4 separate regions of the Mus musculus genome follow, and all the other regions are linked to region 3. The links are chromatin loops, found by intact Hi-C in ENCODE. Cell type or tissue: heart. All regions are shown on one strand.

Evidence for each region. Peaks named below come from ENCODE experiments on the same cell type or tissue, not always from the same donor. Only the 100,000 strongest peaks of a DNase experiment are listed, where the experiment ranks them.
Region 1: a loop joins it to region 3, with 2.6 times the contacts of the local background. A loop is called at or near these places in 4 of 42 quality-filtered maps.
Region 2: a loop joins it to region 3, with 10 times the contacts of the local background. A loop is called at or near these places in 9 of 42 quality-filtered maps.
Region 4: a loop joins it to region 3, with 9 times the contacts of the local background. A loop is called at or near these places in 8 of 42 quality-filtered maps.

What each region holds. Positions count from the first base shown.
Region 1 is chr15:67,258,547-67,266,546 of GRCm38, forward strand. The region is part of intron 4 of 1700012I11Rik (RIKEN cDNA 1700012I11 gene); the gene reads left to right. Among named protein-coding and RNA genes, the nearest start is that of 1700012I11Rik, 36 kb to the left of the region's middle. In heart, no CTCF peak of the experiment used is centred here; no DNase peak of the experiment used is centred here.
Region 2 is chr15:68,201,102-68,209,101 of GRCm38, forward strand. All of the region lies in intron 3 of Zfat (zinc finger and AT hook domain containing), which reads right to left. Among named protein-coding and RNA genes, the nearest start is that of Zfat, 54 kb to the right of the region's middle. In heart, a CTCF peak has its summit at 4,203 (motif pointing left); no DNase peak of the experiment used is centred here.
Region 3 is chr15:67,171,662-67,179,661 of GRCm38, forward strand. It overlaps St3gal1 (ST3 beta-galactoside alpha-2,3-sialyltransferase 1), which reads right to left and starts at 5,221. Exons shown (of 9, transcript NM_009177.4): 1 at 4,971-5,221. It overlaps Gm31400 (a long non-coding RNA gene), which reads left to right. Exons shown (of 2, transcript XR_384162.3): 2 at 1-220. In heart, CTCF peaks have their summits at 3,097, 3,297, 4,845 and 5,347; DNase peaks (open chromatin) are centred at 2,590, 3,090, 3,900, 5,230 and 4 weaker places; H3K4me3 peaks cover 4,948 bases; H3K27ac peaks cover 6,163 bases.
Region 4 is chr15:68,073,493-68,081,492 of GRCm38, forward strand. No RefSeq gene overlaps it. Among named protein-coding and RNA genes, the nearest start is that of Zfat, 180 kb to the right of the region's middle. In heart, a CTCF peak has its summit at 4,103 (motif pointing left); no DNase peak of the experiment used is centred here; H3K27me3 peaks cover 239 bases.

The DNA.
Region 1 (8,000 bases), 87 kb after region 3:
TTTTTCTGCATCTAACGAGATGATCATGTGGTTTTTGTCTCTGAGTTTGTTTATATAATGGATTACATTGATGGATTTTCGTATATTAAACCATCCCTGCATCCCTGGAATAAAACCTACTTGGTCAGGATGGATGATTGCTTTAATGTGTTCTTGGATTCGGTTAGCGAGAATTTTATTAAGAATTTTTGCATCGATGTTCATAAGAGAAATTGGTCTGAAGTTCTCTATCTATGCCTGACCTAAAGCTTTACTACAGAGCAATTGTGATAAAAACTGCATGGTACTGGTATAGAGACAGACAAGTGGACCAATGGAATAGAATTGAAGACCCAGAAATGAACCCACACACCTATGGTCACTTGATCTTCGACAAGGGAGCCAAAACCATCCAGTGGAAGAAAGACAGCATTTTCAACAATTGGTGCTGGCACAACTGGTTGTTATCATGTAGAAGAATGCAAATCGATCCATACTTATCTCCTTGTACTAAGGTCAAATCTAAGTGGATCAAGGAACTTCACATAAAACCAGAGACACTGAAACTTATAGAGGAGAAAGTGGGGAAAAGCCTTGAAGATATGGGCACAGGGGAAAATTTCCTGAACAGAACAGCAATGGCTTGTGCTGTAAGATCGAGAATTGACAAATGGGACCTAATGAAACTCCAAAGTTTCTGCAAGGCAAAAGACACTGTCTATAAGACAAAAAGACCACCAACAGACTGGGAAAGGATCTTTACCTATCCTAAATCAGATAGGGGACTAATATCCAACATATATAAAGAACTCAAGAAGGTGGACCTCAGAAAATCAAATAACCCCCTTAAAAAATGGGGCTCAGAACTGAACAAAGAATTCTCACCTGAGGAATACCGAATGGCAGAGAAGCACCTGAAAAAATGTTCAACATCCTTAATCATCAGGGAAATACAAATCAAAACAACCCTGAGATTCCACCTCACACCAGTGAGAATGGCTAAGATCAAAAATTCAGGTGACAGCAGATGCTGGCGAGGATGTGGCGAAAGAGGAACACTCCTCCATTGTTGGTGGGATTGCAGGCTTGTACAACCACTCTGGAAATCAGTCTGGCGGTTCCTCAGAAAATTGGACATAGTACTACCGGAGGATCCAGCAATACCTCTCCTGGGCATATATCCAGAAGAAGCCCCAACTGGTAAGAAGGACACATGCTCCACTATGTTCATAGCAGCCTTATTTATAATAGCCAGAAACTGGAAAGAACCCAGATGCCCCTCAACAGAGGAATGGATACAGAAAATGTGGTACATCTACACAATGGAGTACTACTCAGCTATTAAAAAGAATGAATTTATGAAATTCCTAGCCAAATGGATGGACCTGGAGAGCATCATCCTGAGTGAGGTAACACAATCACAAAGGAACTCACACAATATGTACTCACTGATAAGTGGATACTAGCCCAAAACCTAGGATACCCACGATATAAGATACAATTTCCTAAACACATGAAACTCAAGAAAAATGAAGACTGAAGTGTGGACACTATGCCCCTCCTTAGAAGTGGGAACAAAACACCCATGGAAGGAGTTACAGAAACAAAGTATGGAGCTGAGATGAAAGGATGGACCATGTAGAGACTGCCATAGCCAGGGATCCACCCCATAATCAGCTTCCAAATGCTGACACCATTGCATACACTAGCAAGATTTTACTGAAAGGACCCAGGTGTAGCTGTCTCTTGTGAGACTATGCCGGGGCCTAGCAAACACAGAAGTGGATGCTCACAGTCAGCTAATGGATGGATCACAGGGCTCCCAATGGAGGAGCTAGAGAAAGTACCCAAGGAGCTAAAGGGATCTTCAACCCTATAGGTGGAACAACATTATGAACTAACCAGTACCCCTGAGCTCTTGACTCTAGCTGCATATGTATCAAAAGATGGCCTAGTCGGCCATCACTGGAAAGAGAGGCCCATTGGACACGCAGACTTTGTGTGCCCCGGTACAGGGGAACGCCAGGGCCAAAGGGGGGGAGTGGGTGGGTAGGGGAGTGGGGGTGGGTGGGTAAGGGGGACTTTTGGTATAGCATTGGAAATGTAAATGAGCTAAATACCTAATAAAAAATGGAAAAAAAATGTTAAAGAACAGGCGAGTCAACCTGAAACTTCACACTGAGCAAAAAATCCTTTCTAATTGAGGGGGGTGGTGGATAAAATTTAAAAGAGAGATTTGTTTAAATGTCTATTTTAGTAGAGTCTCTGGGCTGGTAGTGTATTGGCAGATTGGCAGGACAGGTGGGATATTTCAGTGCAGATGTTGTTGAATCATGAGAGCCTGAATCATGGCAGCTACTGCAGGAACAAGGGAAGGGGAGTGTGGCCTGCTGGGAGCTCTCTGCTGAGCCATCGAACCTATTTTCCATAGCACAAATTGTATCTTATTTCCCTCTGATTCTCAAGGATGTAAGATAAGCCCAATTGTGGCTTTTTACAACTGTCGTTTCAAGGGATGGTTGAAGACACTTGTCACTAAACCTGACAACCTGACTTTAATCCCTGGGACACACATGGCAGAAGGAGAGAACTGACTCCCCAAAGCTGCTCTTTAACCTCCATGCCTGCACTTTGTATATGCATATCCATACATAAACATATCACATGCATGTGAACATGTGCGCGTGCACACACACTATATATTTAAATATATATTCTTTATGTATAATATAGCATATGTTTAATGTATATTTAAAATTTTAAAATGTACTTTCAATTTTATCATCCTTTACTGTTTTTTTGTTCATATCTCTCAGTTATACTAGGTACTAGCTTCACTTTGGAATCATAATGTTTGTTTTGAAACTTCATTCATGTAGTAAAGAAAGAATAAATGAGCTAATCTTTTTGTCTAGCCTTTGTGTTTCTCTCCTTGATAGCCTGAATTCATCTTTAAACAAATGAATGGAGTTGGACACTAGCCTAGTGTTTAAATAAGCATAATTTATAAATATAAATTAGCTTTTTACTTTGTAGTAAATAGCTGTAAATGAGGTAAGCCCCTACTCTTTAAACAATAGAAACTTCCAAGATTTAGGTGACACACATAGGACTGCTGAATTAAAGTAATTAAAATCATTTTGGCAACAATTGGAATGATACTTCCCAGATTAAGGTGGCTATGAACCAATGCAGTGACTCATTGGTTCACCATAAAAAGATACCGAGAATCAACAGCAGCAATTTGTGGAGCCTTAAGGTCTAGATTAAAAAAAAAAACACACACCATAGTTTTCCCTGATTCTTCTAGATCCTTCTAGATAGAACCCACAACGTGGGTCTCTTGATTCTGTCACACTGTGTATATATCTTGTGGTTCAGCCTCAAACTCAGCTCTTCTGCTCGTTTTGACTTTAGTGGAGAATTCTAATAACTGGCAGATGTCCCATCTTTGTAATTCACACACTTAGGTCCTTCTTCCTATCTAGGTCTTACTTTGCATTGTAATCCCTGTCTGTGTGCTCACACATTGTAAACGCAATGGGAGAAAGAGTCTCCATCACAGTCATGCTGATTACCAGTGCCTCTTAGAAATCCTGACCTAATGGGCTCAATTTGAAATGATCATATGAGTCCACGCCCTCCCAGATCCTCAACTTTTATTATAACATGCACAGTACTTGGTGTGCAGTCATCGTTCAAGAAACATTCAAATAGATGTTCTGGGTAAAAGCAAGGTTCTTGTGTGCCTATGTATAAATGGCCCATGATGTAGCTAGTGATAAATAAAAGAAAAATCAGCTCTAGTTGGAAACACAGTAGAAGACTGGGGTATTTAGTACATGGTTAAAGAGGGAGCTCTAGGGAAAACAGATAGCCTGGTATCGCAGTGCATCTTGCAGGAAAGTGTGCTGTAAGGACTTGGGAGCAGTTCTGTGCCATTGCAACACAGGATGTGCGGTGTCTGAGGATGGGGTCAGATGAAAGCTGTGGCTTCTGAAGCTGGATGAGAAAAGTGAGTCTATTTCATCCTTTTCTCTTGTCTGAGTACAGAGGGAAGACAATTACCCTGGGCATGCACATATATTTAGTGTCATTATATGCATTACAATGCTGTATATATTGTTTAATTGATATAGCAATGTAATGAGAGAATTTACATGATATGGTTTAGATGCAAAATGTACCCCTATAGGCTTCTATGTGTGAATGCTTGGGTCCCAGCTGGCAGTACTGTTCTGGGAAGCTTGTGGAAACTCTGGGAGATGGGGGTCTAGGTGGAGGAAGTGAGTTAGGAGAGGGGCTAGATTTTTATAGCTGGGCACCTTGCTTTCTCACATAAGGAGAGTCTCAACTGGACAGTCTGACAAGGATACTTGTTACCATGTGCCTTTCTCATCATCATGGGCTGTATCCACTCAAACTGTGACCCAAAATAAATCCTTCCTCCCTTAAGATGCTCGATTGTCAGGTATTTGATTACAGAGATGAAAAAAAATAGTTAATAAAATATATTTTTGTAGAGGGGAAACTGAGTCTCTTGAAGCCAAAATAAGTTGCTGAGGTCGACCCAGTTAGGCAGTAGTAGCAGGAGGATTTGGACATATCTCAATGAGAGACAGGTATTCTCTGTCTTACACAACAGTCCCATTACACAACAGCACAGTACAAAGAAGCTGCCCTCTGTACCTATATCTCTTAGTGATATCTGTTTATGGTTCTTATTTGAATGGGTAAATAATTTTTATAAAATTATAACTATGTTAGCATTGGTTGTTATTGAATGCTTGGTTAAATAGCATACAAATACAGTCTCCTAATCATTTTTATTTGACTTGGGTGTAATAATTGCCTTGATTTTTATAGTTTCTTTCCTGCTGGTCACATGTTCGCTATGAGTATTTGCACCTTCTGCTTATGTGCCTGTCACCTAAGCTGCTGGCTCTTTTTTGGTCACTGGAAATCAATCTTCTCACTTCCTCACCCTGACTCAAGATGACAACCCCAGGGTCTTACTAAGGCAACTTTTCCTGAGCAGGATCCTCTGCCTCTCAGATCCTGGGTCCTTTCTAGTTCTTCATTCCATGACATGCTTCACCATCACGTTTCTATGAGAGGACATGAAGAAGGTGATTTTAACTTATTTTTTATAATCCTTTTGTTTTTGTTTTGCTTTGGCAAGTCTGAAGCTGTTTTTCATTTTCTTTGGGTGTTGACGGGAAGTATGTTTCTAGATGGGAAAACACACTGGGGATTGGTCCAAACACTAGCCATTTAATCCTCCCTTCTTTAGACTTTCCTGTAATTCAAAGTGAGGAAATTAAAAATGCATTCCACAGGCTTCCAGCCACAGTGCAGTCCTATGTTCTCTCGCCGGTTTCTCCTGCCGTAAAGAAATATGAAACTGGAAAAAAAATCTACAAGGTTACTGTGTTCAGGCAGTGAGTAACAGGCAATGTATTTCTGCAGTGCTCAGAGAAGAAAGCCTCCTGAAGTGGGTCTCATGATCAACAACGTTGTTCCAGCACAGTCTCTGACTGTGATGCTGAGTTAGACTCCAAGCAGAACAGGTAACCTGCGTGAGCCAAGAAGATAGCAGAGGTGAAAACTCTAGGCAGATAGCATCTCAGGGCTGGGAAATGGAGAGGAGGAGCCTGTGTAGAAAGGAGTTTCTATAAGTTGACAGGGAATCACAGAGATTCTGTTGTGGATCCCTACCTGCACAGGGGCCAATCTGCCATGCTTGTCATACAGCATCTTGTGTAATGTTGAGAGCAACATAGATACTACAGGCCAGGCAGTGATCAGGGAAGTAAGTGAAGGGCTCAGAACCTTGATGTTCTCTGCCAGAGTAGAATGTCTCAGCACTCCATCATCTAGCTGAGATGTCAGAAAGCCCACTAAGAGAGAGGAGCCATGTGGCCCATCCTAACCATAGGTCCACGAGGAGAATAAATTGAAGTTTGTACTCTGAGACATGATTGGAGCTTAGAGAGCATATTAAGTTTTCCACAGACTTAACAGAATAATGTGTTTAAAATAATTTTATTGGCACATTTTTATTATGTATGATGATGGGTTTCATAAAAACATTTAATTGTATCGTGCACAGGGATTGTGCATAATCTACCCTTTCCTTCATTCTCCTGCTAGGTTCCTTCTGTATCCCAGACAACCTCTCTCTCATTAACGTACTAATCTCATTTCTGCTTTCATGCTCTCTCTCTCTCTCTCTCTCTCTCTCTCTCTCTCCCTCCTCTCCCTCTCTCTCCATATATGTGTTTTGTGTATACAAATATTTAAAAAATTACTTTGTATCTGTATAAACTCTAGGCTATATAAAAGAAAGAAAAATGATATTAATTTTTATGTTTGCTTTATTTCCCATAATACCACTATCCCTTTTTGCATTCATTTTCCAGCAAATGACATAAATTATTCTTCTTTATTCTTAAGAATGTACTAAACCAAGGTTCTAAAACAATGATATGAAATAAAAACTCATATAATGTCTTTTCTACAATGATCAGCATTAAATAAATATATGACTAGCCATTGGGCTAAAATATGACCAGATCAGAGCTGGAGAGCACTTACTGGTCTTTCAGAGGTCTGAGTTCATTTCCCAGCACCTATGTTGGATGCAACACTAGCTATAGTGGGATCCAACATCTCTGGCATACCCAAGTACCTGAACTTACATACCCAAACACAGATACACATACTTAGATATAAGTTAAACATAATGAAAATAAATCTTAAAATATAAATAGACACAAAGAAGAAAGGAGATAGGATGTATAGAATAAACAGTTGCCAAATCAGGCAACCGTCAAAATAGAATAATACCTGGGGAGCCATATCCAGTGGCATTACAACTGGATGGATGAAAACTAGAGATAAGGAAGAGGTTTTCAAGGAAACCAGAAGAAAACAAAGTGGTCCACATAGCAGATACACATAAGGCTACTGCTAAATTTTTATCAGAAACAGCAGAGGCCAGGAGGTAACTCCAGACTTGTAAGTGAGAAAAACAGTAACTAAACTGTGAATCTGTATCCAACAGAGTCTGTTCAAACATGGTGAAATACAGATTGATGTCATAAGTTATATGTCATTTTGGTGACACTCTGTGGTCACTACCCAAAACGCTACAGTAAATTCTTCAAGGTAAAATGATAGAAATCTAGATGTGCAAGGGAAATGAAAATTAGCAGAGGTAACAAATACAGGATTATGCCTTAGCTCTTATAATTCTCATGGAAGATAAGTGGCTAAAATGCAAGTGTATATACAGTTAAAGATAAATGCATGCCAATGAATTTTCTTTTTTTTTTTTTTTTTTTTTTTTTTTTTTTTTTTTTCCATTTTTTATTAGGTATTTAGCTCATTTACATTTCCAATGCTATACCAAAAGTCCCCCTTACCCACCCACCCCCACTCCCCTACCCACCCACTCCCCCCCTTTGGCCCTGGCGTTCCCCTGTACCGGGGCACACAAAGTCTGCGTGTCCAATGGGCCTCTCTTTCCAGTGATGGCCGACTAGGCCATCTTTTGATACATATGCAGCTAGAGTCAAGAGCTCAGGGGTACTGGTTAGTTCATAATGTTGTTCCACCTATAGGGTTGAAGATCCCTTTAGCTCCTTGGGTACTTTCTCTAGCTCCTCCATTGGGAGCCCTGTGATCCATCCATTAGCTGACTGTGAGCATCCACTTCTGTGTTTGCTAGGCCCCGGCATAGTCTCACAAGAGACAGCTACGTCTGGGTCCTTTCAGTAAAATCTTGCTAGTGTATGCAATGGTGTCAGCATTTGGAAGCTGATTATGGGGTGGATCCCTGGATATGGCAGTCTCTACATGGTCCATCCTTTCATCTCAGCTCCATACTTTGTTTCTGTAACTCCTTCCATGGGTGTTTTGTTCCCACTTCTAAGGAGGGGCCTAGTGTCCACACTTCAGTCTTCATTTTTCTTGAGTTTCATGTGTTTAGGAAATTGTATCTTATATCGTGGGTATCC
Region 2 (8,000 bases), 1.0 Mb after region 3:
TGCTGTTCTCTCTCAGATTCTCATTCCCATATAACTCTGCTATTCTGCCATGAGTGCCCTCCCTCCCTTCCTCCTCCTCCTCTCCCTCCTCCTCCTCCTTCCTCCCCCTCAGCCCTCCCTTTGCCTCTCCTTGGCTACAATAAAAACCTTCCCCTCAAGCACACTCTGGAGTGGTTGGCTACGTTCTCCATTTATAAATCTGGTGCTGAAAGCCTCAGTTTATATACACTTGCATCTCAGCTCAGTAAAGCCCAGTGGCAAGAGCAGCACTACAGGCACCCCAGCCCTGGCCTCTCACACTGGAATAGAGCAAGCAGCCCCCTGAAACCAGGCAGCAACACGACCATCTATTTGCTGCCACTGCCTCTGTCATGTTCCAGCAGGCCTCTACTGCATAGTCCTAAGAGCATGCAGCTTCCAGTTGCCTCCAAGATATGGGCAGAGCCTTCCTTCCTAAAGTAGTGGTTCAAAATCTTCTGGGGCAGGATTTAGTGGGTATCCTAGATCCTTGAAAAGGTGCCTAAGCATCCTTTGTTCCAAAGGCAGGCAAAAGAGTCAAGATCCACAGTGCAGGACACTGCCTCCTAAAGACTGTGACCCTTATAGCAAGAGCTGGATCCTGGGAGTTTCAGAGATCGAGACCCAACTCTTCACTTCCACATGCACTCTCCACCCAGACTTAAGACATTTCTCAAGTCTAGAAGACCCTCCATTTCTTAACCCAAGGGAGGAGAAGACACTTGCCCCAGCATCCAGTGGTAGAAGGAGGCAGACATATAGTGCCTTGCCTAGTGGCTTGCTCAGTTGGGCACGAGAAGACAGCAGTGCCAGGCTTTCTAATCCCTCCACCTACATTTGTGGAATTGCACTAAGAGTGAGAAGTTCAGGCCTCCATCACCTCTGGAAGTAGGCAAATGGAAACCTTCCCTGTCTAATCTTCCAGGCCCATGGAAGCTTCCCTAAATACCCTATAGCTTCCCACAGGTTCACAGCTCTAGGTGTTCAATTCCCTCCTTCTCCAGGCAACACCAAGAATGAATGGGAAGGCTGTATAAAGAATCAGAAGCCTGTGCATCCACAGACCCTCTCCCTCCCCGGCACTGCCTCTGCTGTAGGCACTGTACTCACAGTCAGAAAAGTACAAAATAGCTGGCTAAGGGGGCCAAGAAGACTTTGCAGGAGGCAAACACTGAAATAATCTAGGGAACACTTTCTAGCAAGAAATGCAAAGAGGAAGTGGACTGTGACAAATAGTCCAGTCCCAGACCATGGTAAGACAGGCCAGGCACATCAGTGGTGGGGATGGTTGGACATGGGAGACACTTGAGCAAGAAGCACAGAGCACTCTATGCTCTGCACACTCTGGACAGGTTCTTAGGTCCAGAAGCAGAATCAGACAGTGACTGGTGTAAAGCCAACATAACCTCTACATGGACATGACAAAAGACCAGGGGTCCAGGGGCAGTCATAGGTCAAAAATCCAGAAGTTGCTAAAGGACAGGTCAGCAGAGCTCCACTCAGGTGGAGTGGCCTGAGCCATGCCCTATGCCTATGGGCAGAATCTGGCACAGTTCTGTGATGAGCAGAAGAGAAGGGCATTAGAGAAGACTAGGCAGGTAGAGCGGGAAGGCAGGAGGGCTGCAGCAACTGAATCCCAGGGGAAAGAACCATGCAGGGCCACAGCACTATGTAGCAGCGAGCTCTCGGATCAAAATATTTCATCCATCAGAGAAGCTCCCTAAGACAGAAAGAAACATCTCAAACTGCTTCAGGAAGTCCCTACAATTATCCAGATTCAAGAGCCCACACCCACCCTTCCAGCCTGCTGAGAGTCACTCTCAGACAAGCCAAGACAAGGGTTCACCCAGAAGAGTCTTAGTCAAGCCCACATGCTGCAGCAGAAACCAGCCAGCTGCCTGGAAGAGGTCTAGACCACCTGAGCCACCTGGAAAGGACTCTCCAACCCGCTGAGCGGCCTGCAGGCTGTACAGTGTGCTCCAGGTTTTCTACTTTTATGAGGTGGGCTTTGGTGGTGCAGCTCTGGCTTTGAGTCATTTCTGCTCCTATAAGTAACCGGAATAAAACTTACTGGTTCACCAAGTTGGACTTTGTTGGTATCCAAACTTTGGTCTCCCTATCTAGGGTGAGTTGGTGTGTGTGTGTTGTGTCTGTATAGGAAAAAGTCTGACATACAACACACATCCTTACTACATGGTGCCCAAGGCTGAGCTCAGTCGGATGCCTACTGGTGTCTCTTCCCGGAGGAACTCTAGGCAGTCCAAGCATGACAAACAGGGCTCTGGCAGGCTTTGCCCTTCTCCCTCATTCTCTTTGCCTTGCTAAAAACTATTAGATTGGATTCCCAAAGCCTGTTCCCTTCTTTGGCCCCTTCTTCCTCCTGAGGCTAACTACCAAGGTCCAGCTCTCAGAGTACTGAAGTAATCAAAAGCCCCTTTGGCTCACCTAATTAGCATGCCCAGTTAAAATTAAACACCTCATCCTAACTCAGGGGCTCCCTTTTACGTTTATAAACTGCCGTTTGCCTATGGGCCACATCAGTATCCTCTATCCAGAGGCAGTCCTTTGTCCTCTAAGACAAATACTCCTTCCTTCTCTCCCCTGGTCTTGTCCCCTTCTCCCTCTTCTTCCATCTCCTGCCTTTGTCTCTTATTCTCTGTCCTTTGTTCCTCTGGGCAAACAGATCTCCTTTGTGCTGAGGACAGTCTTGGGGTGTCCTAGTCTGCTATCTTTTCCTAATGTTCCCTGAGTTGTTAGGAGGGGGAAAAAAAAAGCAACGAAAAGGCAGCAAAAAGAAACAGAGCCATCACTCACTTTCCCAAGGAGAAATGTGTGCTGGTCAGAAGGCCACCTGCAGACTCTCAAATGCAACTCAGAACTATCCTCATCAAGTGTCCAGCAACTGTCACAAGCAACTGTGTCATAAGGCACAGAGCTGAAGGAAGTACAGTCGAAAACTCCAGGAGAACACAGTGTGTCTTCAAGAAGACCTGGAAACTACTGTGTGTTCTTCCATAGGAATGTTTAACAAGAGCAGTGGGGAGTTTCACAGTTCTCTTTTCAGGGAATGACCCCAGTAATAGGAAACTTTGGGGGCTCAGAAGCCACTTTCACAAGCTTCACATATTGATTTCTGCAGGCTGAAAAATGTTTTTCAAAAACACCAGCTGTTCCTCATCACAACAGGGGAAAAAACTCTTTTCCCAGTTCCTCTTACTATTGAAATGCAGAATAAAATAAATAAATGTTGGATACATATTCTAAATGTTATTTTAACTTGCCAGGGTTCAGAGGAGAGAGAGAAAACACTTATTTTGCTTTCATCTAATTGTTTTAACAAGCTCTGGAGTCAAGGTCAATTTCTGAAATGTCACTGAAGTGCTCTTTACAGTGCATGTGCTGGAAGAATTATGTGACTATTTTCCGATTGTAATGTTGTGCTTGGTAGCCTAGGGAGCACCGTGCAGTATGTTGAGCTCAGCCCGAGGCAGCTGGGCATAAGGGCACTTCTACAGACTTGAGAGGCGTCCACCCAGACCAGAGGTGGGGAAAACAACGAGGCTCTACCTTCCCGTTAGGTATCTGTGAAATTGAAGACCTTTTAGGCCACGGGGATCAGTGACGGATGAGGATGTTTTCCACGGGGCTTATTACTATGTATACTGATAATCCTGTGAGGAGGACGGTGCCTGCCTGCCTTGCTACAGTCACTGCCTAATTATCACAGAATGTACTGCCAACAGTACGAAGCTTGCAGAGGAACTTTGATTTCTTACTAAGGTACAGGAAACCCTCCCTGCCAGAGGCCTGGGGAAAGAGTGTGCTCTGTCCCCCTAAGGCAGAGATAACAGGGATTTCTAAGGCAGGAATGTGGTAGCTCAGGACACAGCCTGAAAGAGCAGATCTTGCTCCTTACCTCCCCCCAACGGGGACACTGGATAAACACCTTGGCTAGACTTAAATTCCTCAGGGACTAAATTAGAAAAGGAGCTTAAATGCCCAGTTCTTTTTTAACCAATCTTACAGAAACACATACTGTGTTGTTCAGTTTACACAGCATTCTCAGAATGACAAAATCACAGATTTGGAGACTAGATCAGTGGGCAAGTGTTGGGAGACCAATGTGGGTAAAAGAGCAGCAACAGGTGAGCTTTGAGGGAACAGGGCAACTCTGCCACCTGCTGGCAATATGGCTGACAAATCTATACAGGCAACAAGTGACTGAACCACAGGGCACACTGGGAATCTTGATACTCCTTGGCTCTGTGTGAGGGGTGGGGACATGGGGCCGTTTTGCACTGTCTTTGCAACTCCAAAGCACAATGTTTAATTTTAAGGGGTTTTTAGACTTTGAATTGCAAGACCCTATCTTCTCTGTAGACCTTATATTTTTAAATAATTCATTAACTAAATAATATTTATTAAGAATTTCTTTACATTAATGTATTGGTTTTGTGTGTGTGTGTGTGTGTGTCCTTACTTCTCAAGTTATGGAGAAATACAATTTCCAAATTATAACTTTAAAATATGTAGACTGAATGAAAGCACACCAGAAACAAAAATATACAGAAGTATATTTTCATCATTGGAGGACATGATGACAGTTGTCTACGCTAGTATAAAAAAGAGTAGAAAAGAAATGCAAAAGACATTAGAGAGTAAATGATAAACTGTGGGAAATAATTTAAGTACATAGGACAGTCCAGATGCAGAGTGAGTTAATCATATGAATGAGGACTACCCCAGCCATCTACGAACACAAATAGCCAATAACCTAGCCATGTACATAGAGAATCCATTCCTCATGAGTGGCCACAGATTGAAAGTTTTAAAGCCTGCTTTGCATGAGAACAGCAGGATAACTACTGACTCAGTGGAGGCCAAGAGGACAAAGGCAAGGTGGACACAGTCTCAGCTGGAAGGGAGCAGGGAGACCTGAGGTGGCAGGTCATTCTGACAACAGCCACATGTGCTGAAATGTAAAGCGGTCCTTCTTCACCCCCAAACCATGTGATGAGGCCTGTACCGAAGTCAAAATAACATGCAAAGACTAATGATAAAACTGCATGTTAAATACTACATTAAAACAGTACTAGCCTGGTGGTGGTGGCACACGCCTTTAATCCCAGCACTTGGGAGGCAGAGGCAGGCAGATTTCTGAGTTCGAGGCCAGCCTGGTTCTACAAAGTGAGTTCCAGGACAGGCAAGGCTATACAGAGAAACCCTGTCTCAAAAACAAGCAAAGAAACAAAAACAAACAAACAAAAAACAGTACTAATGCCCCGGGACTATAGAACTATGCAAAAATGTCATATGGCTTTTAAAAATGACAACAGTTGACATTTGCTAATTGTTTGGGGTTGTGACACCTAGCAAAACAGTCACAAGTATCATATACAGGCTGTCAATATTTTTCAAAATGGAAGTAGTAGTGATACATTCCTTTAATTCCAGCAGTACAGAGGCTTACAAAAAACAGATCTCGAACAACAATATGAACTAACCAGTACCCTGGAGCTCTTGACTCTAGCTGCATATGTATCAAAAGATGGCCTAGTCGGCCATCACTGGAAAGAGAGGCCCATTGGACATGCAAACTTTATATGCCCCAGTACAGGGGAACGCCAAGGCCAAAAAGGGGGAGTGGGTGGGTAGGGGAGTGGGGGTGGGTGGCTATGGGGGACTTTTGGTATCACATAGGAAATGTAAATGAGCTAAATACCCAATAAAAAATGGAAAAAAAAAAACAGATCTCTTTGAATTCAAGGCTACCCTGGTCTACATAGCTATCTCCAGGCCAGTCAGAACTATCATCACATTGAGCAATCTTCTCTCCTAAGGCATACCACCTACTATGTCTTTCTCTTGAGGTTGACAACTAAATGAGACACTCACGGAACACTGAGAATCACCCTGGCAATAGAAGAGGTACTGGGAAACAGATTGTTTGATAGTGAAAAAAATACAGTTTTAAAATGTATACCTGGAAACATACTGTTTTATAAGCTTACTTAACATACTTATACACACACGCACACACAGGACAGAACACTGTCAATAGAACAAAATGGCAGCCTACAGATTGGGAAAGGATTTTCACAAACCCTACATCTGACAGAGAGCTAATATCCAAAATTTATAAAGAACTTGAGACAACAACAACCAAAATAACTCAATTTAAAAATGGGGTACAAAGCTAAACAGAGAATTGTCAACAGAGGAAAATCTCAGGTGGCTGAGAAACACTTAAATAAATGTTCAAAGTATTTAGTCATCAGGGAAATACAAACCAAAACAACTCTGAGATTCCATCTTACACCTGTCGGAATGGCTAAGACCAAAAACTCATGTAATAGCATATGGTGTAGAGGATGTGGAACAAGGGGAACACTCCTCCATTGCTGGTGGGAGTACAAACTTGTACAACCACATTCGAAACCAATTTGGCAGTTTCTCAGAAAACTGGAAATAGTTCTACCTCAAAACCCAGCTATACCATTCCTGAACATATACCCAAAAGATGTCTCACCATCCCACAAGGATATGTGCTCCAGTATGTTCATAGCAGCCTTATTCGTAATATCCAGAAAGTGGAGACAATCTAAGATACCCCTCAACTGAAGAATACATTTTAAAAATATGATACATCTGCACAATGGAATAGTATTCAGCTATTAAAAAACAACCATCATTAATTTTGTAGGCAAATGGATTAGACTTAAGGCCATTCGATAAGAGGGAATGCCTGATACTGTACACCTGGCTACTTATCCCTTGCTTGAGAGCTTACAGACCCTAAAGGAGAAACCACTACGACCATGTCCCTAAATCAATATATCTTCTTGCTATATTCTATACACTTGTTTTTATATCCATGGGAAAGTGTAGCTCTCACCCCTCATCAAAGAAGCTTCATTTTGCAGCAGTTGGAGGCTGCTATTGAGATGTACAACTGATCAAAAATGCAAAGAACAAGTGACCTTGAGGTGCTCACCCTCAGTTACATATCTACAGTACAACTATAGAAGATGGGGACGAAATAAGGGATGGGAAGAGGCAAAGGACCAGGATGCCTGCTGCAAGCAGTATCTTTTAGACATGATAGACATGCCGCACCTGTGAAATCTCAAAACTACGGTTGCCTAAAACAACATTCATAATTACCATACCAGGTGACGAGCCAAGAGGATGGTGGAAATGTTCCAAGCCTCACTCCTAAGTGAAGAGCTATAGGCAGTTAGGAAACATTTAGAGGGGGAAAATCAACTTTCTCCAGAGACCTCCAAATAGCTTATCCAGTCTCAAGTGGTCAGCCCCAAACCTATATATATGTATATATGGGTATATATATATATGTATATATATATATATATATATACACACACACACACATATATATACATACACACACACACACACACACACACACAAACACAAATACCACGTGTACATGTATATAACAATAATAATTATACAAGATGAGGGCATGAGCCCCAAGACAGAGGTGAGGGAAGAGTTGAAAAAGAGAGAAGGAAGTGTAAAAATGATGCAAATATCATATACTCATGTATGAAATTCTCAAAACAATAAAAAGTTGTAAAGATATGGCTCAGCGGTTACAAGCATACACTTCTTCCAGAACACGACATCAGTTCCCAGTGCCCATGTGCGACAGCTCACAACTACCTGTCACCCCAGCTGCAGAAGATCCCATGACCTCTTCTGTCTCCAATGGGCACCCACATACATGTGGCAAGTATTCACAGACACAGGGATACACACACACACACACACACACACACACCAGGTACACAGTCACATATAAACAGGAATAAAATTTTTAAAACTCTAAAAGTGTATCTGCTAGACTGTAAACTGCAAGGAGATCTCAGAAGAGTCCTGACAAGATGTATTGGGCCAAGGGTGGAGTAAGGTCTTTCCTCCTGGGCAGTGTCACAGGCATATTACCTGTACTCATAGAG
Region 3 (8,000 bases):
GAGGCCCATGCATCCTACCAAGACTTTGCACAGAGGTCCAAAAGCTGAGCTGTTCACACAGTCCCACTGAACGCCAGCACCCTTACCTCACCTCTGCCTGCTGTTTCCTTAACTCCACCCTCCCCGATCTGCTGTTCAAATCTGAATGGGAGGTGTATGTAGAGGGGCAAGTCAAATATTCAAAATAAAGTATTAAGCTGCATCTTCCAAGAGAATCCAATGCAGCCTCCTGGCTTCATACACTCACACTGAGGTCTGGGGTCATACAGTCAGAAGTTTGTAGTGAGGATCTTACCCTAGTGTGTAAACTGGCCAGAGAAAAAGGGCACACTGCAGGAATAGGAGGCCAAAGCATCTAGTTCCTACCACCTCCAGCTGCCTCACCTCTTTGTGCAGAAGCTGACAACAGCCTGGTGTCTCAGTGGCTCTATTTCTCTTGCATACGCAGGGTGTACAACACTTTTGATATCTGCATGACATCACCCAAGAAAACACATCTGTTTTACTGCAGACTGACAGCAGAAACCCTACGTCCCTGAGGCTTAGAATCCCCAGGTTTCCTTCTGTGGACCCTTCAAAGATGAGGGTTCTCTCCATCTTTCAGCACAAGTGGCTTTGGTTCTGATAAATACCACACACGGCATGACTTGCCATCATCCCAGGTACCTCCCCCAGAATACTAAGACCTCCGGGACAGCCAGCTTTTCTACTCCAGTACCTCCAGAATCCTGTGAGGTATCTGGAACCAAACAAAGTTCCCATAAACACTAGCTCAGATGGAATCACTGAAATACAACCCTGACCACCAAAGTAACCAAAGAAGTGGTGAATTCCAGACTTCCCAGTGATGTGCGATGTTGGTTATCCATTAAGCACATCAAGACCTGAGTGAATAAAAATGAGTGGTTTTGGAGATGAAGAGCAGAAAAGTGTTAACATATCATTTTGGTGTTGTTCCCCAGGGCTAATAGTTTTGCATTAAAGCTAAGGAATTGAATAGAATAATGTCTAAGATCACTTTTAGCATGTAGACAAGGAGGTCACACTGGTCTCTTTACATCTACTCACAGAAGCCTCTTAGACACTACTATAAATGCACAGTCAGGAGTCAGACCTCATCTCTCAAACCCAGTATTGAGAACTGCTGGCAAAAACTTGACCTAGTGAAAGACAGGAAGTCACTCTGTCAGTGAGAGGGGAGGAGCCTGGGGTAGCACTCCAGTCTCCCCAAGTGGACTAGTTCTGAGGCAGAATCCGAGCAAACCTAAAGGAGGTGGGTACTGTCTTTACGAAGAGGTTTTGCTGTATGCCAGGTGCCTACCAGCAGAGAGCCACAGCTTCTTATTTTGCAGAGAATGAAACAGAGACCCAGGACCCAGAATAGCTTGGGTGGCACGTTGCAAAGCAATTGAGCCTTGGCACTGAGACTCAAAGACAGGCTCTGATGGGGCTCATGTCTATGTTCTTCTGACCGAATTAGAACAGACATGCTCTCGGGTTCTCAAGCCAGTGATGAGGAATGCAGTTTCCATGTGGGTCATGCAACTGATCCAAAAGGGCCTGAGAGTCTGATTCTAGAATTCACGCTAACCAGGCCACCTCTCCGTGCACAAAGCAGTCACTGGGAAGTAATCACTCTAGAAGTACCCCCTGCCAGTTGTTTCACTTCCCCATTTTCATTAACTTACAATCAGCTGAAGTTCAAAGAATACTACGTAGAAAGTTCTAGAACTTTTAAACTGATAAGTTTTGAAGCAACTTGTATTGCTGATTGTTGTTATAATTGCTCTGTTTCATTGCTAGTTATCATTAACCTTTTAACTTTGCTCAATATAAAATCTGGACTTTGTCATAGCACCCCATATTAGCTAGGATCTCGAGTATTTACTGGGGACCTTGGGAAATACCTCTGGAGAAGAGACCATTGTACAAAGACAAGCTGACTGGTAGACATTACATTTTTTCTGTTTTGTTTGCTTTATGGAGACCGGGAATGGCTTAGGATGAAAGCTAAGGTTCAGCTTCTACAAAGTAAAGCTCTGTCCAAACACAGACCCCTTGAGTCAGCAATTCCAGCCAGGTAAAATTGATAGGGGTAGGTATCAAAGGCACACATCTGGAGGCTCCTTCCTGGAGAGGTCTGCCTGACCCTTGTTTATAGAATAGAGTTCCGACAAGACAGGCTGCTTGGTAGGAGGAGAGAGGGACATTTACTTGTCACAAACTCACACTGAGGATCCGGGACATCCTTTTCTTTTAGGCCCATCCACAAACTACTTCCCCAAGGGGAAGGAAGACTCAAGAACCTGTAACATTAGTGACAGCCAACTGTTCAGAGGCCCCAACCTCAGGAGGAGCATGGGAAGGGTGCTGGTAGCCTGCACCTGAAGAATGAACTCAGAGCCATCTACAAATAGCTCAGAAAAAGTCAGCTCGTGCTCACTGCTCCAGAGCCCAAAAAGAGTGGTGCTCACACTCCCGAAGAAACCCCTGTGGTCACGTCAAGCAACACTTCCTGTTTTCTAGCCCCAGATCTGGTCAAAGCCAGTGTGGGGAAGGCCCCGCTAAGTCCAGGCTGTGGCTTTGCTGGCCAGCATGACCTGAACGAAAAAGGCAGGGAAAGGAAATGTCAGAAAGGACAGGGAAGAAGTCCTCTATCCATCCTTTTATTCTTTAGTTGGCTTCTGTTCACGTACATGTATATACACAAGCATATTTTCGAGCCTGTTTGCCCAGTATATGTCTACACACAGTTATACATAATATCTGTTCTTCAGGACTCTTTGGAGTCCGTAGGAATGGCTCCGCTTTACAGATATGGAAGCTGTGGTTTTCAGAGGCTAAGTCATATGTTCAAAGCGAAGTTCTTCATCTTACACCCAATTTTAGGCACACACAGGAGACACAGATGGAGAATTTTAGTTTTTTTTTTTTCTTTCTTTTAGCCAATCATGAAAGTTCAGAAAATGACTAGGCTTTGGTGTTTGGGACAGGAAGGGGAAGTGCAGAGGCGCAGGGGCCCAACCCAGTGGCTTTGGTCACCCTTTCTCACAGCTTAGTTTAACCGCTCTATCCAAAGCAGCCGACAGGGGGCAATGCATCCCTCTTTTTCAAACCTGGGGGCGCTCTGGGCCATCATCCAAGAAAGAAAACCTAGGGACACCGCCCGCAGTTTCCAGAACTGCACACTCTGGTTTAGCAGGGTGGGTGCTCAGCGCTCTCCTGGAAGTCACTGGATGAATTTTAATTTAGTAGCAATCGTGGAAAGGGACAAGGGGCGTCCGGACTCGGGACGCCTTCTAGAGGCCCTTTTAGTGCGCACAGTGTTAGCATCAACTACAAGTCAGAAGCGGTGGCAGAGATCGTCCCCTGATCCTAGCAGTCTTTCTGCTGGGGAGCGCCCCTCACCTGCAGCAGGAAGGCGTGGGCGCTCCATCTCACCACAAGTCCATGGAAGCGTGGGGACCCGAGACAGTGGTAAACTGGGAGAGGACAGGCTTTACCCATTAAACACAGAGAAAGTCTGGCAAATGCCTGATGTAGCAACTGTGCGAGCTTGTTCCTGTCCTGGGGGGTGGGGGGTGGGGGAGGGTCACTAGTGTCTCCGGGAGTCAATCAGCTTCCGAGATGGCTTGACCATCCCAACTCCCACCCACTCGCACGCTTTTGGGCGCGCACATGTCTCTCATGGAGCGCGCCACCAATTCCTGCTGGAGGAAGAAGCTGGCTAGGACCCTTGTGCAAAAGGCTGGAGAAACTCCAGGTTCCAGCAGATGGATGGAGGTTCGGGCACCTTTTCTGAGACTCCACGGTGAAGCAAGGCGAAGGGCCCCACGCTTTACCTGTACTACGAGGCAGGCACCGGGAGACTTAATCCCCTTCTCGAGTTCAGCCGCGCTGCCTCCCGCAAGGTCACACTCAAACACCCACGCGTAGAAAAACGAGGGCTGAAAGTTGCTTGCGCAAAGGTCCGAATCCCGAGCTAATAGTACTCCAACCAAGTCGCTTTGTCCGGTGTCACCATTGCCCACCCCGTGCACATATCAAAGCAGCAGACCATGCCCTGCGCAGGTCACACTACAGAGATGCAGACTTTGCTAACTTTTGTCCCATTATTTCTTGGCAGCTGCGGCGCCTAACGGGTTTGGAGCAGATTCCAAGTTTAGACTTTCCACCGCCACGCTCACTTTGACCACCCTCATCTACCCACTTTCTGACACACCGCTTTTTGCTGTGCTGTCCTAAGCTCCAACTTCTCCCCGAGATCCGAAACGGGGCGGTATTAGAGGTGTCCCGGGGACCAACAGCCTCCTCCCGGGTCCGCGCCTGCCCACAGCTGATCGGGAGACTCCATCCGGACACTGTCCAGACCTCTGGTCTGGAAAACCAACGCTTTCCAAGCGTCCCCAGTGTCCCAGCCCGAGACCTCCGCTTCTCTAGAGAGTGGGGACAATCTGCGCCTGATGGAGTCTCCTACCCGCGGCCCGGGCGGGGATCCACTGCGGTGCTGGGCGCAATGTCACCACGGCCGCTCCGGGAGCCACTGCTACAACTGCCATAGGCTCTTCACTGAGCTCCGGCAGGCTCCTCCAGTAAGTGCCAAAGAGCCTGGAGCCCCAGAGCTGGAGTCTCCTCCCTGACCCGCAGGTAGAAGACCACCGTGGCGGAGACAGAGATCTCTCTCCTTGTGTCTCCCTCTTGGCGCCTAGGGTCTTTGGTCCCATTTCTACTGTTACACCTTTCTAGTCCCTTTCCCACCCCTTCTGTGCCCGGGTCGGGACGATCACCTCAGTACTCAGAGAACACAAGCAACATTTCTCCAGCCCCAACTCGCGAGGGGGCGCCGTCCCTGGGGCACCGGGACAGGGACCAGCTGGGTGCGTACTTACCAAAGCCAGAGACACTCCGGACTTTGGGGGCACTGAAGAGGTTCAGAGAGGTATCTAAGGAGATGTGTTCAGGATACTTACCCAGCCAGCTCAAACCTCACGCTCCTTCTCTGCCTCCTCCTCTCTCCTCCCTCCGGTTTAGGGCTCTTTGTCTTTGCAAAGTGTCGAAAGTGTCTGGCATAGTGGGCTCCGCCGGCAGAGGTTAGCGCCGGAGAAAAGGGAGGCGGGGTGAGGATGGGAGCCGCCTCTGGAACACCTTCCCCCGGGTGTAACGGGAGTGAGAGGCGGGGCGTCCGGGGAGGAGTCGCTTTCGCCCGCCCGGTCCCAGCCGTGACTCCGGCGCGCCCAGCACGGCTCTTCGGCTCTAGGTTCCTCCCCTTCCTCCGCCCAGCGCCCGCCCCTTGGCGCTCGGGCGCCCCCCTCCGCCCCTCCTGCCGGCCTCAGCTCGGCTTTCCTCTAGCTTGGGGCTTCCTGCAAGCTCAATATAGCTCAGCCAAGCCACGTGGACAGCAGCGGGCTGGGTGGAGGCCGGACCCGTCTGAGAGACGCCGGAGGAGGCAGCGCGGGAACAATATCACTGCCTCAAGAGAGGGATCTGCGGGAACAGCTGGCGAGGCTAGGGAAGAACTCCCGAGAGGCTCGAAGCCCGTGGGGTCAACCCGAGGGACGAGGCGTTGGGCGTGCACCGAGAGGATGTGGCTGGCGGTGCCCAGAAGAGCCCCATTCAGGGTCGCAGTGGAGAGAGAGGGCGATCAGGCAAAGCCACCGCTTTTTCTGAGGGCGTGGGACTCGAGGTGGGATTTAGGTAGGCTTGGGGAGGGGCACCGCGGGGTTAGGGATTGCGGTGTCTGTGCAGCCAGGACTGGGAGCCGCAGAGCAGGTCACTATAAGCATCCACATCCCCGCCCTTCCCGTCTACTCCGCCGAGGGCCTTTCCTTTGCGGATGGATAGACAGCTTCGCAGACCAGCGCTAAGCAAAGGCTGATAGTGGGAATCAGAGTTAGAAAGGTCCCCAAGGCAGCCTGGGGATGGGGATTTGGTTTAGGTTAGGGTAGAAGTTTTTCTGTTTTAATAGGGAAGTGAGGGTACGGAATTTAACGTGTGTGGGTCGTAGATCATAAATGGTGGATTTAAAAGGCATTTCTAAGATCTGGTTTGTCAGTGGGTATCCTCTCACTGGAACTATCTCATCTACAACTTTTCCGTGGAATGTTAAGAGGAAAGACGGTGTGCGCAGGAGTCTCTCCGTTTTCAGTTCTGGAGACTTCTGGGGACAAGCCTTTGCAGTGGGGGAGGCCAGAGCTGCCTGGCTGTTTACTCACTAGAATGAGGCTGTAATGTTGGGGCGAATTTGCGGCACTTCTCCATTACGGTGTGATCTTGGGCTCTTTGGGCCATATCCACTGTTTCCTAGGTTTGTGTTTCCACGTACTCCCTTGCAAAGGGCCCTGGTCCCAGCGTTCGTTTGCTTGGGTTGTTGTACTGAGCAAGTGGATACAGGGCTCTTGAAACTGCCCTTGGCATCTAAGAGCTCACTCAATCCAAGCCAGCTTGTGGAAGGAGGAAGGAGTGGGTTTCAACTCTGCTTCTGGACTGCCTAGATAGGGTTGGTACACTGTGTAAGTTCCGAGGAAGTAGAAGAGAAATTGTTAAAAGGGAAGAAGTGGAGGACAAAGAAACAACAAACTACCAGAAAAGGAAGGAAAAGAACAGAAACCTCTAAGTTATAATTTGTGTGTGCGGGGTAAGGGAGAAGTATTGCCAAGACTCTTCCAGTTAAACCTCACTGGGGTCTGATCTGCCACTGGGCTGTCCCTCACCAGGATATGAGAGGAGGGGGTCTCCAAGGTGTTCTATGACCTGTGCTGAGTAGTTTTCTCTGCTGTTCTAGGTTGGTTTGGGTTTCCATGCTAGAAACGAGGTGAGGTCCTTGTCACTGGGCGCATCTCTATGAGCTGTGTTCTCTCTGAGAAGCTGTTCAAACTGCAGCGCCTGGCATTCTTTTGTGTGTATGTGAGAGGAAGGCAGAGATCCCATCCCCATCGGCTACTGTCCTCCCTAGCACAACATCTTGCAGCCCTATCTAGTGTGAGCCACTTAGATCCTTGGTCCCCACAGATACAGTTTGGAGCAGGAACATACTCACACTGTGGTGACTTTCAGTAGAATACAAGTTAAATGGTCACCTAACTGGACCTCAGGGTTAAAGAAAAGAGCCCTGTGGTTTGCAAGCCTGTATCTGCTGCCCATGTGCCTCTTGATTTGATGAGGCTTACTGTAGCTGAGGAACACTGTGCCTTGCTTCCCGCTGACTGGAGTCCTCTCCCTGTAGTCCAGAAGCTAGTAAGGGAGTGCTGGATGAATTAATTGTAGTGTTCTGGCAAGGAGGCAGAGTGCATAGGGAATCACTTAGGGAGATGGAAAAATACTATATGAATGGAAGGCTGCTATTATAATCTAATGGATTCTGTAGAGGGAAGGTTAGATTAGGCAAATGAATAGCCCCAGGTCATCCAGCTGGTTACACTTATATTGCTGAGAGCCCACACCAGCTCTGTGTCCACCCCAGAGTCTTAGTGGGGTCTCTGGATGACTCTGAAAAGGACTCTGGTGAGCTCTGATGAGTGTATATAAACCGTCACCTTCCCTACATAAAATGAACCTACTTCTAGTAAGAAAATGTAGGTGGAACTTTTAAAAATCCACCTACTCCCTGCCTGTTAACAAAACACATTCCTTTCTAGGTTTAACAGGGCAGGTCTCCATATCCTTCCCTGCCTTCCCTTCTGCTATTTATTTATTTATTTATTTATTTATTCATTCATTCATTCATGCATTCATTCATTCAGTGACATTCCATGCAAGCAGCACTTTTGACACACTGGACCATATTCAGAGGCAAGGGAAACAGGCTGAACGTCAGGGAAGGATGTATGCATTTCTTTTTGTCACCCTGATCATGTCTCCCAACATGCCCTGCTGGGAAACAACTGGAAGTAGTCATTACTGGGAGTGCCTGCACAGCGGGTCTCCTGGGGAGCCCTGACATGGATTTAGTGCACACTGCTGCCTCCCCATGAGTTCAGAGCACAGCAAAGCTATCTTACTGA
Region 4 (8,000 bases), 900 kb after region 3:
CCAGGACACTGGGCAGTGGGAACAACAGCTCTCCCACCAAGCCATGCCACTCCCAGAAGTCACAGGGAACCGAGCATTCATGAGGGATAATTAGAACATAATCCAGCGTTGCGGGGCGAATTAAAATGTGTTCCAATCTTCAAAGTGTGCAGATCTCAGGGTTCTGCATTTGGAACGTTTCAAAGCTTCCTGGAATCTATCTTCATTTGGTGCCCAAGCTCTGGAGAAAGATGATAAACAGGCCTGCAGTGAGACAGCCAATTAACAAGCCAGGGTTTATAGAAAAACCAGGCAGGATTCTTTGCTTCCGTGCAGGTGGCACACTGACTGGAATATGTGGGTATGTGGTGTGTGTTTGGTATGAAATGGGATGTATGTATACATTTTGTGTGCAGTGTGGTCTATGTGCACAGTGTGGTATGTGTCCTGTGAGAGAAGTGCATTGGTTTTGTGTATGTGGTTATCTACTTTGTATGTATATGGTGTTTTACTATGGTATTCAAGCATGACGTGGAAACTGCCCTCTTGAAATCAGAGCAATTATGATTGCACCTATGAAATTGTAACAAAATTGTAGCCATGAAGATTCTTTCTGGATGGGCAGGGAAACTGTCACCAGGTGCACTGGGCTACACAGGAGGCACAGGCAGTTAACAGGCAATGGAGGAAGGGAGTCTGTTGAGCGGCAAAGCTTCCCACACTCCTTACTGTTGCTTCTGTGCCCTAATAAACCCACTGGTTCTCTGAGTTAGACTTGGCTGGAACTATTTCTCTGTTCCATCCTCATTGTCCCCTCAGGTGGCTTATTCCAGGAAAAGCCACACAACATAATGCTATGTGGGTTTGTGTTGTATGGGGATATCTGTGTAGTGCACGGCATGAATGTGTGTAACTGGATTATAATGTTTTGTATTTTGGATGTGTGGATCATGGTGTGTGTGTGTGGTGTGGTGTGTGTTTTCTAGTGTTCACGGGGGATGTAGCAGGACATATGTCAGGGGTGGGGGTAATATATGTGAAGCACATCTGGGAACTTTGCAGGTATGGTGTGTACGTGTCTCCAAACTGAGTGACCCTGGTTCAGGATCCTCTCTGAGTCCACCTTAAGTCATGGGGTTAGAAGGAATAGTAGTTGTAGGGGATGGTATGGAGGTGAAGGGAGGGAAGGGACAGATTTGGACTTCCTGCATGCACAGCCAATCCAGGACTTCTTGACACGTGGAGAGATACTGAGTCCCACATTTCCTAGATTTTCATAGGAATCTTCCCATGCTCCCCTCCCTCTTTTCTCATCTCCGTCCTGCTGAGTTCTTTTCCACTTGGGCATGGCATGGTTCTCCTGCGATGAACTCTTGGCAGCCTCAGGTCTCTGTGCATGCCACGTCCTTCATCCAGTTGGATCCTGAACTACTACATCAAGGAGATTTCTCTGGACTATCTGATATGCTGAGAAGGCTTTACCTCACTCTCCAGGACAAGTTGTGCTCCTCATTCTCACCCCATTTTTCCTAATACCTTTTATGTAGCACTTGGATTTTTTCACTTCCCAGTAATCCATCTGTCCTGAACGTCAGGGAGCTAGGATAAGAGTTAGATGGAGGTGTATCTCCTGTACATGCTGAAGATTCAGGACAGAAAGGGGTTCTTGGTAAATCCTGCAAGGGATTGTGTACTTGTCTGGATAAGAGGGATACATCACCCACATACTCCGGGAGCAGGCAATGCCTTACCTGTGGAAAACCAGGACTGCATAGCTAAGAGAGGACAAGATCAAAGTCGTTTGTGCTGAGTTTGTTTATGATGCCAGAGACAGGAAAGAGATAGCCCCAGGAGACCAGAGTCAGGAAAGGTTTCCAGGACAAAGGCTTTGTAGCAGGGCAGGACACCTAACTATGGAAACACACTGGAGGTTTGTATTGATTCTTCAGCATGGGCCATGATTCATACTCCACAGTAATGGGACCCAGAGGTTTAGAGCATCTATTGGTGAGCACCAGGGATGACCTAACTGGGCTCAGGGCGGCAACACAGGGCCCAGAACTTGTGTATTTCTCTGCACTTTCCAGGAGGGACAGCTGAATCAAATAGAGCTCCCATAGCTGGCTGGGGCTGAAAGAATTAATTGCATTTTGCAAGCTCAAGGAAGATCATCCAACTTAATTAAGATTGGCCCATCAAGGGACCATCCATCAGGGGCTGATGCAGCCGGGAGGGAGGGAAGCTTAGCAAGGTGAGAGAAAGGAAACCCAGTGAGGAGAAGCTGCTGTACGGAAGAAGGATCCACTATAGAAGGGTGCTCAGGAGGGACACAGACCTCCATATCTGTGGCCAGGGGGAACAGAGAACAGGGCTACTTGATCCACAGACAATACCTCCGCCTCACCTTGCTTCAATCATTCAACCCCTTTTTCTTTTTTTTTATTAGATATTTTCTTCATTTACATTTCAAATGCTATCCCATAAGTCCCTTATACCTCCCCCCCCCGCCCTACTACCCAACCCACCCACTCCTTCTTCCTGGCCCTGGCATTCCCCTGTACTGGGGCATATGATCTTCACAAGACCAAGGGACTCTCCTCCCAATAATGGCTGATTAGGCCATCTTCTGCTACATATGCAGCTAGAGACACGGACACATTCAACCCTTTTAGTGTTTCAGCACTTTGGTTACAGGATATTCCCCTTCTACCACTGTCTTATTTTCCTCAGAGCACCATTAAAGGAATTAGAAGCCACTAAAGCAGATATGACTGACTCATTCATAATAATAATAAATAATAATAATAATAATAATAATAATAATAATAAAAACAAATTATCAGGATGTCTATATACTCTACTTTCCTTCCTCAAGCAGGAAATGGATACCTAGACATAAGGGCAACCCTCAGGGGCCTGGGGCAGCTCCAGAGTACAACTCTTCTCTCCCATTCTTCAAGCAGGGAGGACTGGCATCTTCAACCAATGGCACCAGGGGGTTCTTGTTGAAAGGTACCTAGGTAAAAACTGTGTCAGATTTTTGACAGTGAAAGTTCTTGGCTGTTGGAAATACAAAAAAAAACCATGAATATATCTGCAGCTTTTAACGATCTGACCCTGTAGACCCAAGTGTCTAGGACAGGGTCAACAAACTATTATTTGTGGGCCAAAGTTGGGCCATCTCCAACATTTATAAATAAAGTTGTGTTGGAATGCAATTGAGCTTACTCATTGACACAGCTGCTTTTATGTTAGAGTGGCATAGAGGAGTGGTTGCAGCAGAGACAGTGTTGCTTACAGAATTTAACGTCTGGCTGGCTCTTTATAGGAAAGTATTTGTTGGTCTCTATAGGACTGCAGTGGCCCAAGGCTCTATCAGGAGTCCTTCCAGCTCCACAAGACCCAAAATACTATCTTAGAGCAGACCATGTAGATATATGTCAAATAGTGAGCATACATACTATATATAGCTACAGCCTACATACTAGCTGGCAAGCTCTACAGTAGTTATACTTAATCATTGCCTTAGCCCTACAGAGTGAAAACACTCATTTCTGAGCAAGCGAACTGAAGGTCTTTGTAGTAAAGAAATACATCTCAGGCTACAAAGTTGTAACCTGCGAAGAGAAACTCAGTCCCGAGGAGACTTTTTAGGGTCACTCATGGTCCATAGCATAATTGGGGAAAAGATTCAAGACTTCTGGCTTGAATTCTCAGTCTATCTCAGTGGGATGGCCTTTGGTCCTCGCAGTGGGATTCATTAAGGTTGTGCTCTGCATCATAGGAGGCCCTAGAAAGATCTGAGCTCTTATCTCCATCTGTATAATGAATGACCACAAATGCCTGAGTGCCTCCACTTTCCAGAGGAAGACACTGAAGCCCAGCCAATAAAAGGCTTACTGCCAGGAAGGCTCAAGCAGGAATGTAGGACTTCTAGGATCCCAAGTCCTTTTCTTATACACCAGGCTGCAGGCTGAAATGGAGTTGCTCTAGAGGCAGAGAATGGCTCTACCTCCTCTCACTCTCCTGGACACTCAAGAGGTCCTCTATACTAGTAGTCTGCAAACACCAGCCTGGGGTTTGTCAGCTTGGACCAACCAAGGGAATTCTAGCTCCCCCTACTGGTGGCCCATTGTCTCAGACAATGGCATTCCTCCTTTGCACTTCTGTGCCCCTTGGACCACATACATATCCATCTCCAAGTTGTACCTTCAGATGCTAGAAGAGTATGGGAGGGGAGCTGGAACTGGACACACCACTGTGAACATCATTGCTCGGTTCTCAGCTTAAATCTCAATCTCTCTCTCCCTCTCCCTCCCCCTCCCCCTCTCTTCTTCTGTCCTCTGTTTCCTCTCTCTCTGCCTCTACCTCCTTCTCAACCCCTTTCTCATGACTCAAAATAAACTTCATAGATCTGTCATATGACTGGTACCTCGGGGTTCACATCCTCCCACCCTCCTTTCACATCATATCATGTTTTGCCAAACATATCAGTAGGTCTTTGCCTTTCACTAGGACTCCCAAAGAACTCAATCATATGTGAGGGGACTTCTTGGCAGCATACTGGCTTCCACAAGTGGGGTATTCTTCTCTCCCATTAGCCTGTAACATCCTCCAGGGATAAGAGTGGGAGGTCTAGGGTTGGGTACAACAAACTTAACCTTCTATTCAACCAGAATCCTGTCCTCCAGAGAGGTCAAACATTGTCTAGGTGAACTGAATGTAGACAAGAGAGTACATGCTGGGTTCTTCTCATCTTTCTGTCCAGCCTCCCACAGACAAGGTCAGTGCTAATTGGGTGCAAGTATAAGGCACTTAACACATTCCCCACCTAAGGGTTTCTGGTTCACAGCATCCCACTCATACAAGTTCACCTACCTGAAATTACGTTCACTAAATATGTCCAGTTCTAGAGTGTAGATTCAGTCACTGAAAGAGCCAGCTCATTTGGAGGATCGCCCTTTGTGGACCAACACACAGTCGGCTCCTATGAAAACTTCCCAGGGGTGAAGGGATGGCCTTAGATTTGCCAATATTCCAACAAAATTATTGCTCACTGCAAAGGCAGTTTGGGGTGAGTTATGACATCATGGAGGACCAGAACAGACATCTAGATCAACGGTGTCCTCAACTATGGATGGATGCTTTCCTTTTGCAGGCCATGGAGGCTCCTGATGCCCAACTTACACTAACAGAATAGTTGTGTCTCTGCGGAGGACCACAGTGAAAGGGGCTGGTCCTTGCTGCAGGGGTGGCTTCCTAAAGTCTCCTTCTGAGTCCCTCCTGTCCTGTTCTAACAGTAGGTGGTAAGGTCAGCAGCCGCAAGAACTGAAGGCAACAAGAAGATGACATAGCAGGGACAAGCCTTACCCAAACCCTCATTGCGGGTACATAGCTCTCAATGGAAGCACCTACTTGCTCTCATCATGGGATATGTCCCCTGTTTTCTGAGCCTGTTTGCACACATATAACACAGATTGCTCCACCATCCCACACTTTGATATGGTATGTTCATTCACATTGCTTTTCATATCTCTGTCTCTCTGTCTTTGTCTTTCCCCCCCTGCCCCTCCCTGCATGCCCAAGCATGTCTGCATGTTGGGGGTGACTTGATGAACTTTGCATGTTTCCCATCTCTGCAACTGGTTTGGGAGCACTCCAGAATTTGAAATGCTGATGAAATGATGGTATTAGAAGGGGGTGATGATGCGCCACTATGTTCATAGCAGCCTTATTTATAATAGCCAGAAGCTGGAAAGAACCCAGATGTCCCTCTACAGAGGAATGGATACAGAAAATGTGGTACATTTACACAATGGAGTACTACTCGGCTACTAAAAACAATGAATTTATGAAATTCTTGGGCAAATGGATGTATCTGGAAGATATCATCCTGAGTGAGGTAACCCAGTCACAAAAGAAGTCACTTGATCTACACTCAGTGATAAGTGGATATTAGCCCAGAAACTTAGAATACCCAAGATACAATTTGCAAAACACAAGAAAATCAAGTATCTAACGTGTGGATACTTCATTCCTCCTTAGAATAGGGAACAAAATACCCAATGAAAGGAGTTACAGAGACAAAATTTGGAGCTAAGAGGAAAGGATGGACCATCCAGAGACTGCCCCACCTGTGGATCCATCTAATAATCAGCCACCAAACCCAGACACTATTGCATATGCCAGCAATATTTTGCTGAAGGAACCCTGATATAGCTGTCTCTTGTGAGACTAGGCCGGTGCCTGGCAAACACAGAAGTGGATGCTCACAGTCAGCTATTGGATGGAACACAGGGCCCCCAGTGGAGGAGCTAGAGAAAGTACCCAAGGAGCTAAAGGGGTCTGCAACCCTATAGGTGGAACAACAATATGAACTAACTAGTACCCCGGAGCTCTTGACTCTAGCTGCATATGTATCAGAAGATGGCCTAGTTGGCCATCATTGGAAAGAGAGACCCCTTGGTCTTGCAAACTTTATATGCCTCAGTTCAGGGGAACGCCAGGGCCAAGAAGTGGGGGTGGGTGGGTAGGGGAGCAGGGCAGGGGGGGAGGGTATAGAGGACTTTCGGGATAGCATTGGAAATGTAAATAAAGAAAATATCTAATAAAAGAAAAAAAAGAAGGTGGCGATGAGCTCCTTGAGTCTATGCCCACACGGACTGGGAGGGTCAATGTTCTCTAGAAAAGCCATGAAGAGAGCCTAGTCATCGTCCCACCACGTATACAATTTGAAGGCACTACCTATGAACATAGGGCTTGCCATCAAATGTGTTAGCTTCCTGTCACTGTAACCTGAGATAAGAACTTGGCTACCAGCTTTGGGGCTCCAACATCCAATCAACTGACCCACGGCTCCATGCCTGCAGTGTGGCAGCAAGCACTTCAATCAGAGAGCAAAGGAAAACTGTGTGTGTTGTGGCCGGGGAGAAAAACAGAAATCAAGGAATGGACTGTATAGTTTTATCCCGGGGGGGGGGGGTTTGCCAGGTGGTCCACCCCTTGCCAGCCCCCTTGGGGCAGGGCTACTGTTTGAGCTAAGGACCTGTGACTCACAGATCTGACTGAGAATCCTTGGGAGTGATGTGTAGAAGCAAATATCATGACCAAGATCTGGGTGGCAAGTACTACTACTGTCCTCTACCCTGTTCTCCCAGGGGACTGTGGTCTGGCATAGCCTCCTCGGTCCCCCTAGACCTTGCTGTTCCTTTTTGTCTGCTTTGTGGTAGTTAATACACTAAGCTGTCATTGCCTTCTTAGCCTGCAGGAAGTGTAGCAACGGTGATCTACCACAAGCCACCGAAGCTCTAAATTACGGCAGGAATGGGGACAGTGACTGATTAGAATTTTTTAAAATCAAACCCAAACATGTCCCTGTCACAGCTAAGAAAGGGGCTGGGTTGACTTCAAAATAATTTACCTGGAAATTTTTGTGGTCCATAGTAGGTTAAGCCCCCTCAGCAACCCCCCCCCCTTTTTTTTCTTCTCCAGCAAAATATTAGCCACTGAATTGATTCTCAAAGACATCCCTCTAGGACCTAAAATTATTACCACGGGGAAGAGATTGATGTAGCCCCAGGGTGCTTTCAGGGACAGCAGGGACAATTCACTGGAAAATTTTCAAAGGGTCATGGCAGGGGGAGAGCTTAGTACCACATGGTCTTTCTGCTCCTGCCTTGACAGGCAGATCCAGAGAGCAAGGAGAAAGTCATCAGCGACAAAAGCTAATGAATTTTAAATAGCTAGTACAAGAAAAATTAATTTGCTAAATTAGTCTCGTAGATACAGGTTAAAAAACGAGTCACTGTCACCTCAAAGGCATGAAACACAGATCAGCACAGCTCAGTCATCAGCCAGGTGAAAGATGATACCCACAGCTTAGCCCAGCCCTGAGAGGCCAGAGTTACCCTCTGCTCTGCACTTGGTGAGGTCATGGAGCATCTCTCAACGGGTTTCCCATGCTCTTGTTTTTTTAAAATAGTTTTTTGAAATTAAAATCTAATTACATAATATTCCCCCTT